2 separate regions of the Homo sapiens genome follow, and region 1 is linked to region 2. Evidence: read pairs that join two places in POLR2A ChIA-PET (ENCODE). Cell type or tissue: PC-9. All regions are shown on one strand. Each heading gives the region's core, and the rest is flanking DNA. Links, peaks and the distances in the headings are about the cores only.

Region 1 (4,000 bases), core at 1-4,000, 110 kb after region 2:
CTGGCCTTAAGTGAAGATCCTCATTCTTTCAAGATTGATCTATAGATTCATGCAATCCTAATTAAAATTTCAGCAGGCTTAAAAAAAGAAATCAATAGCTGATTCTAAAATTTATATGAAAACACAAAGAATCTAGACTTTGGAAAGTAGAAGTTAGAGAGCTTACACTACTTCACTTCAAGTCTTACTGTGGTAATCAGGACAATACAGTATTGGTGAAAGATCAGTAGACAGAATAGAGTCCAGAAATAGACCATGCATATGTAGTCAATTGAATTTTGATAAAAGTAATAACATAATTCAGTGGGATAGGGAGTCTTTTCAATATACTCTGGTGCAATAACTAGATATCTATATAGAAAAATAAGGAACCACAATTCCTACCTCACACCATATACAAAAATCAATTTTAAGTGGATCGTAGACCTAAGTGTAAAATTTATAGAAAAGGAGAAAATCTTCATGCTGTTGTGGTAGCACAAAAAGCATTAACCATAAAAGAAATATTTATCAATTGTATCCATTGAGATTCTTTCTGCTCTTCAAATTGTTCCATCAAGTAAATAAAAAGCAAGCCACATGCTGGGAAAAATATTGACAAGATACATTGGGCAAAGGACTTGGATCCAGAAGATATAAGGAACTCTTACAACTGAATAAGGAGGCAAACAACCTAGTTAAGGAGTTGACAGAGTACTTTTGGGAGACCAGGTGGGAGGGTCACTTGAGCCCAGGAGTTCAAGATCAGCCTGGACAACACAGTGATACCCCATCTTAAACAAACAAACAAAAAAATGAACAACAAAAAGAAACTGACAAAGGACTTGAACAGATATTTCATACAAAAAAAATTACAAATGACTGATAAGCACCTTGCTATGGTTTGAATGTTCTTGTCCCTTCCAGAAATTCTTGTGTTAGAAACTCAATCCCCAGTGCAACAGTGTTGGGAGATGGGACCCTTTGGGAAGTGATTGGGTCATGAGTGCTCTGCCCTCATAAATGAATGAATGCCATTATAAAAAGGGCTTGACAGAGAGAGTTTGGTCCCTTTTTGCCCCTTCTGCCTTCTGCCATATGAGGACACAGTGTTTTTCCCTTCCTGTGGATGCACCGTTTTAAGGTGCCCTCTTGGAAGAGAATACTGGGGCTTTTCCAGACACCAAACCTGCTAATGTTTTGATCTTTGACTTCAGAATCTCTAGAACTATGAGAAAATAAATTTCTTTTTTTTCAATATAAATTACCCAGTCTCAGGTATTTTGTTATAGCACACAGAGTGGATTAAGACACACCTCAAAAGATTCATCATCATTAGACGTCAGGGAAAGCAAATTAAAACCTCAGTGAAATGCCACTTCACACCCATTAGAATTGCTGAAATTTAAAGATTAGCATGCTTCAACTTAGCAACTCTCTTGTGTTTTCAAATGGAGTGTAAAATGGTACAACCACTGTGGAAAACAATTTGGCAATTTCTTTTAAAGTTCAGCATATGTTTAGTACATGACTCAGCAACTCATACTTCCCAAGATAAATGAAAACCTTTGCCTACAAAAAGAGTTGTAAACAAATGTTGGTGGCAGCTTTATTAACAATAGCCAGGTACTGGAAACAACCTAAATTTCCATCAGTAGGTAAGTAAAACAAATATACACCTTAGACAAAAATAAATTTCAGCTAGATTAGATATTTAATTATAAAGAACTAAATTAAAGTACTAGAAAACAATAAAGAATATGATATTGGGGTTGAGAAAGGGATTTTATTCGCTTGATACCAAACCATAAAAGAATGAAAAATGTTATCTTTTGGCCCAGCACAGTGGCTAATGCCTGTAATCCCAGTACATTCAGAGGCTAAGGCAGGAGGATCTCTTGAGCCCAGGAGTTTGAGACCAGCCTAGGCAATATTGGAAGACCCTGTCTCTACAACAAGTAAAAAAAAAAAAAAATTAGCCCAGCGTGGTGGTGTGCACCTGTAGTCTCAGCTACTTAGGAGGCTCAGTGAGCCATGTTCATGCCTGAGCTGTGCTCACGCCTCTGCACTCCAGCCTGGCTGATAAAGTGAGTGAGACTTTGTCTCAAGAAAAAAAAAAAGCTATCTTTTATTAAAACTTCTGTTTTAAAAAATTCTCTAGAAATTCTAAGCAAAGTTAAGATGAACAACAAGCCAGGAAAAATATTTTTGGTATATATGACAGAGAGATGATATTCTTAATATATATAAAGAGCTTGTATAAATTGGAAAAACCAACACTTAAATAGAAAAATTGATAAAATGCAGGAACATCTTAATTTCACAGAAGGAAAATTATAAGTGGTTAGTGTTTATTTACAAAAATATTCTCACTGTTTTTTAAAGAAATACAAAGTATAAAAGAATGATGGTACGTAATTGTTATTTTATTTTTCCATATTGGCAGTACCTTTCATGCTGGCAAAGAGTTTAGAATTATAATGCCCTGTACATGCATAAGTAAACCATTATTTTTATATAATATAAGTGGGTTCCTGGAAGGCAATATAATAGTGTGTATTCAAAAGTATAAATATACATGCCTTTTGATCCATCAGTTTTACTTCCTAAAGAAATACAGAACAAGCATGCACAGATATATGTACAGGTGTGCACATTGCATTGTTTATAAGAAAAAAATGGAAACAATAAAAGATTGAGTAAATAAATAATGGCATGTCCATTTGACAGATACTCTGCAGCCATTGAAATGGCTAAGGTAGATCTTCATATACTCCTACATGAAGATGGAAAGTATATAAGGATGATCTTTTTCACTTACATACACACAGAGACACACTCAAATGCATATGTATACAGATAGGTCAATCCCACACTTTATTTGTAGGAAGCTCAAAATCAACAGCAGTAAACATTAATTGGCAGTTAGAGTATTCCTGGCGTATTCTGTGTCAGGTCTTTGGGATAGAAAGATGAATATAGGCCTGTCCTACTCTCATGGTCGTTATAATCTAGCAACCTTACGAGGTTGTAATTGGTTACATTTTTTTTTGTTCTGTTTTTTTTTGAGACGGAGGTTCTCGTCACCCAGGCTGGAGTGCAGTGGCGCGATCTCGGCTCACTGCAACCTCCACCTCCGGGTTCAAGCGATTCTCCTGTCTCAGTTTCCTCAGTAGCTGGGATTACAGGCCCTGCTACCACACCCGACTAATTTTGTCTTTTTAATAGAGGCAGGGTTTCACCATGTTGGTGAGGCTGGTCTCGAACTCCTGACCTCAGGCTATCCTCCTGCCTTGGCCTCCCTAAGTGCGGGGATTACAGGTGTGAGCCACTGCGCCCGGCCTAAATTTTTTGAACATTCAACTATGTGCTTGGAGCTCACAGTGTTCTAAAGCGCTTTGCATGCATCATGTTATTTAATCTACTAGGTATGTTTGATAGTATTTCCACATTTTACAGGTAAGGCTAATGAGGCTCAACAAGTTAATGCCTTTTTTGAGATCACACTGGTAAAGTGGGGACTGCTCTTGTTCCATTTTGCAGGTGGGAAAACAATTTTAAGTGGGTTGATCACTAACAGAGACAAAGCTTTAACTAAAGGTTTCCTGTCTTCAAAGTTTGTGCTCTCAGTAACAATACTTGATATCTGAAGCCCCTGATTCACCCACCTGTTTCATAGACTAAATATTTTTTCCTTGGCTCTTCTTCCTCACTTATTCCCTCACAATATTTTGTTTGTTTGTTTCAGACAGGGTCTCGCTCTGTGTCCCAGGCTGGAGTGCAGTGGCACAATCACGGCTCACTGCAACCTCCACCTCCTGGGCTCAAGTAAGCCTCCCATCTCATCCTCCCATGTGGTGGTTGGGACTACAGGTGCACACCACCATGCCTGGCTAATTTTTATATTTTTGTAGGAGTGGGTCTCACCATGTTTGCCCAGGCTCGTCTTGAACTCCTGGGCTCAAGCGATCCTCCCACCTCAGACTCCCAAACTGCTGGCATGAGCCACCACGTCCAGTCA
Region 2 (5,358 bases), core at 515-4,514:
GCTACTCGGGAGGCTGAGGCAGGAGAATCACTTGAAAAAAAAATTAGAAAACCCGTTTTTTGTTGTTTGTTTTTGTGTTTGTTTTTGTTTTTTGAGATGGAGTGTCACTCCATTCCCCAGGCTGGAATGCAGTGGCGAGATCTCAGCTCACTGCAACCTCCACCTCCCAGGCTCAAGCGATTCTCCTGCCTCAGCCTCCTGAGTAGCTGGGATTACAGGCCCATGCCACCACACCTGGCTAATTTTTGTATTTCTAGTAGATGTTGGCCAGGCTGGTCTTGAAATCCTGACCTCAAGCAATCCACCTGCCTCGGCCTCCCAAAGTGCTAGGATTACAGGCTCGAGCCACCATGCCCAGCGTAGAAAATAATTTTTTAAAAAATTAAAAAGAATCAGTCTGCTGTGTTGAGGAGACTGCAGGGGGCAAGGGCAGAGATACAGAGACATTAGCAGGCTGTGGCAATTATCCTATTCAGGCTAAGGATGGCTTGGAGCAGGGTGATGGAGTGGAGGTGAAGGGAAGTGTTGAATTCTGGACATATTTTAGGGGCAGAGCAGAACTATGTAAATGTTAATGTCAATGCACCAAAACCACAATTCATACAATAAACTGATAAATTGAACTTCATCAAAACGAAAACTCTTGTGCTTCAAAAGACACTAAAGAAAATGAAAAGGCAAGCCACAGAAGGAGAGAAAATATTTTTAAAGCCTACATCTGATAAAGGATCTGTATCCAAATACATAAATAACTTTTACAACTCAATAATAAGAAGACAAACAACCCAATTAATACATTGACAAAAGGTTTGAATAGACATTTCACCAAAGAGGATATATGAATGGTTAATAAGCACATAAAAAGATGCCCAACATCATTAGTCATTAGGGAAATGCTAATTAAAACCACAGTGAAATACTACTTGGCACCCACTAGAATGGTTATAATCAGAAAGATAGACAGTACCAAATGCTGGCAAGAATATGGAGAAATGGGACTCCTCATGTATTGTTGATGGGAATGTAAAATGGTACAGCTACTTTAGAAAATAGTTTGGCAGTTTCTTAAAAAGATAAACACAAATTTACTATACAACCTAGCAATTATTCCACTCCTTGTTATCTACCCAAGAGAAATGTAAACAGACATTTACACAAAGGCTAGCATGTAAATGTTCATAGCAGCACTATTCCTAATAGCCAAAAAGTGGAAGCAACCCAAACATCAATCAACACTACAGTGGAATACTATTCAATAATAGAAAGGAGGGAAATACTGATGCATGCTACAACATGGGTGACTCTCAAAAAAATTATGCTCAGTGAAAGAAGCCAGACACAAAAGACCACATAGTCTATGGTTCTATTTATATGAAATGTCCAGAAAAGGCAAATCTATATAGACAGAAAATAGATTAATAATTGCCTGGGGCTGGGGGTGGGAATGGAGACTGATTATAACTGGGCACGGGTAATCTTTTTGAGGTGGTAGATTTTATTGAGGTGATGGAAATGTTCCAAAACTGGATTGGGTGATAGTTGCATGCGTTTGTAAATTTATTTAAAAATCATTAAATTATATTATTAAAAAGAACATTGTTAATGATAGCATATATCTAAATGTAAACAATTTTTGTGCATATAAAGCATTTAGCACAGTGTTTGAAATATAACAGCTCAATAAATGTAGTTAACTTTGTTTTGTTTGTTTGTTTTTTGTTTTTTGTTTTTTTTTTTGAGACTGAATTTTGCTCGTCACCCAGGATGGAGTGCAACGGCACGATCTCGGCTCACTGCAACCTCCACTTCCTGGGTTCAAGCAATTCTCCTGCCTCAGCCTCCCGAGTAGCTGGGATTACAGGCGCCTGCCACCATGCCCAGCTAATTATTGCATTTTTAGTAGAGGCAGGGTTTCACCATGTTGGCCATGCTGGTCTCTAACTCCTGACCTCAGGTGATCCACTGGCCTCAGCCTCCCAAAGTGCTGAGATTACAGCAGTGAGCCACTGCACCCAGCTGTAGTTAACTTTTTTTTTTGGGGGGACGGAGTCTCGCTTCGTCACCCAGGCTGGAATGCAGTAGCGCAATCTCAGCTCACTGCAAGCTCCACCTCCCAGGTTCATGCCATTCTCCTGCATCAGCCACCTGAGTCGCTGGGACTACAGGCGCCCACCACCACGCCCGGCTAATTTTTTGTATTTTTAGTAGAGACGGGGTTTCACTGTGTTAGCCAGGATGGTCTCGATCTCCTGACCTCGTGATCCACCCACCTCGGCCTCCCAAAGTGCTGGGATTACAGGCGTGAGCCACGTCACCTGGCCTAGGTGTAGTTAACTTTTTAAGCGAATAATATTGCCATTATGATTACTTATGTCATGCCTGCCATGTGCTCGGCATTGTGCTGAGTGCTGGATAAAGTGAAGCTCTAGGAAAGGAAACCCTGGACTGGGAACATGGCATACACTTTATGCCATGATAGCTTTATTTCCAAATCCTGCTGCCATTGGTGGCAAGTCACTCTAAAGGTGTTCTCCCCTATTCTTTTCCTTCATAGCAAGCACAACTTTGTGGCAATTTTTCTTTTTTTGAGATAAGAGTCTCACTCTGTCATCCAGGCTGGAGTGCAGTGGCTCCATAATAGCTCACTGCAGCCTCGAATGCCTCAGTCTCAGGAGTAGCTGGGGTTACAGGTGTGAATCACACCCAGCCTATAATTTTCTTTCTTTGTGCAAGCACTTGCTTCATGTCTCTCTCTCACTAGATTATAAAAACCATGAGTGCAGGAAAGGGTCTGTTCCACTCATTACTGGCAGGCAGGCAGATTCTGGTAGTCTTTTTGCTGGTGTGATAGAAGAAACAGGACACTGTCTCTGTCCTCCTTCTGGAGCTGCAGCAGTCACCTTACAATCACGAGTTGCACAAGAGGGTGGCAAAAGCCACGTTGCAAAGGGTGCAAGAGAAAGATGGAACATACCTGTATGTTTCATGACTTTGTTGAGCACTGAGCTAAGGCTCACCACCTTCAGACCTCTTATCCGATGAGAAAATAAACTTGTATTTAGCCACTTTTGCTAGGGTTTTCTATTTTTGGCAATGGAATACATTCCTAAACGGTATTAGCAATAAGACCAAAATGATATTCTCACGAGACTTTTGTCTAGTGAGGAAAGATGCACATGTAAACAAATCCATGCATTTGTAAAATACTTGCTTTGTGGAGCTCTGGACAGGGTGAGGTAATGGACTGCACCTGGCTTAAGCAATTAGGTCATGGCTCTTCCACTAACTGAGATAGGAAACCTAGGAGGTACAGCTTATTTGTGGGGCAAGAGTAGCTCTTTGTTGGGTAGGTCAGCTTTAAGTAACTGTAGGACAACTAGGGGGAGGGATCCAGAGACAGCAGGATACATGGATCTGAGCTCCAGGGAGAAGATGTCTGGGATATACAATGGGTGTCATCAGTGTGCACATGAGTGCAGCCTAAGAGTGAAAGTGTATTGAGCTCTTGTTTCAGGCTCTGTGCTAAGTGCTTTGTACCATCATCATCATTTACTGAGCTGACATTTACTGAGCACTTACTACGTGCCAATTAGACTTCTAACTGGTTTACTTCATTATCCCATTACTTCATTTATCTCATTCAATTCTCACAACCCAGAAAGGGAAGTACTATCCCAGTTTTAGTTATGAGAAAACTTGAGAACTAGAGAAATTAAGTAACTTGCTAGTGAGTTGTAGAGCCAGAAACACCTGCACGTGGGCAGCTGTCAAAAAAACAAAAACAGAAACAGAAACAAAAACCCACCTGGGCAACATGGCAAAACTCCGTCTCTACAAAAAAATACAAAAATTAGCCGGGCTTGGTGGCATATGCCTGTAGTCCCAGCTACTTGAGAGGCTGAGGTGAGAGAATCGCTTGAGCCCAGGGGGTTGAGGTTGCGGTGAGCTGTGATTGCACCACTTCACTCCAGCCTGGGTGACAGAGGGAGACCCTAACTCAAAGAAAAAATAAAACAAAAGCACCTAAGAAGACTGTGTAGAATGAGAGAAGAGGGCAAAGGACCTAAAGCTATGAGGACATTAACATGTTTTTCCTTTTTTTTTTAACTAAAAAATTTTAAATTTACTTTTAAAAACTAAGGTATATGTATATCAAAACTTATGCACAACTTTCAAGCATACAGATCAGTTAATTTTCACAGCCGGGCATGTTCATGCTTGGAAATTCCAGCACTTTGGGAGGCCAAGGCAGGAGGGTTGTTTGAGCTCAGAAGTTCAAGACCAGCTGAGACAACATAGGGAGACCCCACTTCTATTTTTTTTTTTGAGACAGAGTTTTGCTCTTGTCACCCAGGCTGGAGTGCAGTGGCGTGATCTCGGCTGACCGCAACCTCTGCCTCCTGGGTTCAAGCGATTCTCCTGCCTCAGCCTCCTGCGTAGCTGGGATTACAGGTGTGCACCACCATGCCCAGCTAATTTTTTATATTTTTAGTAGAGATGGGGTTTCGCCATGTTGGGCAGGCTGGTCTTGAACTCCCGACCTTAGGTGATTTTCCCACTTTGGCCTCCCTAGTGCTGGGATTACAGGCATGAGAGCCACTGCACCCAGCCTCCCAGTTCTATTAAGAATTTTTTGGCCGGGCGTGGTGGCTCACGCCTGTAATTCCAGCACTCTGGGAGGCCAAGGCAGGCGGATCACCTGAGGCTGGCAGTTCAAGACCAGCCTGACCAACATGGTGAAACCCCATCTCTACTAAAAATACAAAATTAGCCGGGTGTGGTGGCTCATGCCTGTAATCCCAGCTACTTGGGAGACTGAGGCAGGAGAATCACTTGAACCTGGGAGGTGGAGGTTGCGGAGAGCTGAGATCACGCCGTTGCTCTCCAGCCTGGGCAATAAAAGGGAAACTCCGTCTCAAAAAAAAAAAATTTTTTTTTTAAATTTAAAATTTTAGTGGCCAGGTGTGGTGGCTCATGCCTGTAATCCCAGCAATTTGGGAGGCCAAGGTGGGCAGATCACCTAAGGTTGGGAGTTTGAGACCAGTCCGGCCAACATGGCGAAACCCCCTGTCTACTAAAAATACAAAAAATTAGCTGGGCGTGGTGGCACACGCCTATAATCCCAGCTACCTGGGAGGCTGAGGCAGGAGAATCGCTTGAACCCAGGAGGTGGAGGTTGAAGTGAGCTGAGATGGCACCACTGCACTCCAGCCTGGGTGATAGAATGAAACTGTCTCAAAAAAATATCTATCTATCTATCTATCTATCTATCTATCTATCTAACCAATAAATAAAAGTAAGTTTTACAATGTGAACACACTAGCATAACCACCATCTAGATGAAGAAATAGAACATTG

Evidence for each region. ChIA-PET counts read pairs that join two places held together with the same protein. Peaks named below come from ENCODE experiments on the same cell type or tissue, not always from the same donor. Only the 100,000 strongest peaks of a DNase experiment are listed, where the experiment ranks them.
Region 1: POLR2A ChIA-PET joins it to region 2 with 5 read pairs; 6 of 35 experiments call an interaction of 5 or more read pairs at or near these places.

The regions. Positions count from the first base shown.
Region 1 is chr1:43,748,795-43,752,794 of GRCh38, forward strand. All of the region lies in intron 2 of ST3GAL3 (ST3 beta-galactoside alpha-2,3-sialyltransferase 3), which reads left to right. Among named protein-coding and RNA genes, the nearest start is that of ST3GAL3-AS1, 23 kb to the left of the region's middle. In PC-9, for the core only: no CTCF peak of the experiment used is centred there; no DNase peak of the experiment used is centred there; H3K27ac peaks cover 1,099 bases.
Region 2 is chr1:43,642,108-43,647,465 of GRCh38, forward strand. No RefSeq gene overlaps it. Among named protein-coding and RNA genes, the nearest start is that of KDM4A, 5.4 kb to the right of the region's middle. In PC-9, for the core only: no CTCF peak of the experiment used is centred there; DNase peaks (open chromatin) are centred at 2,074 and 2,684; H3K4me3 peaks cover 246 bases; H3K27ac peaks cover 1,104 bases.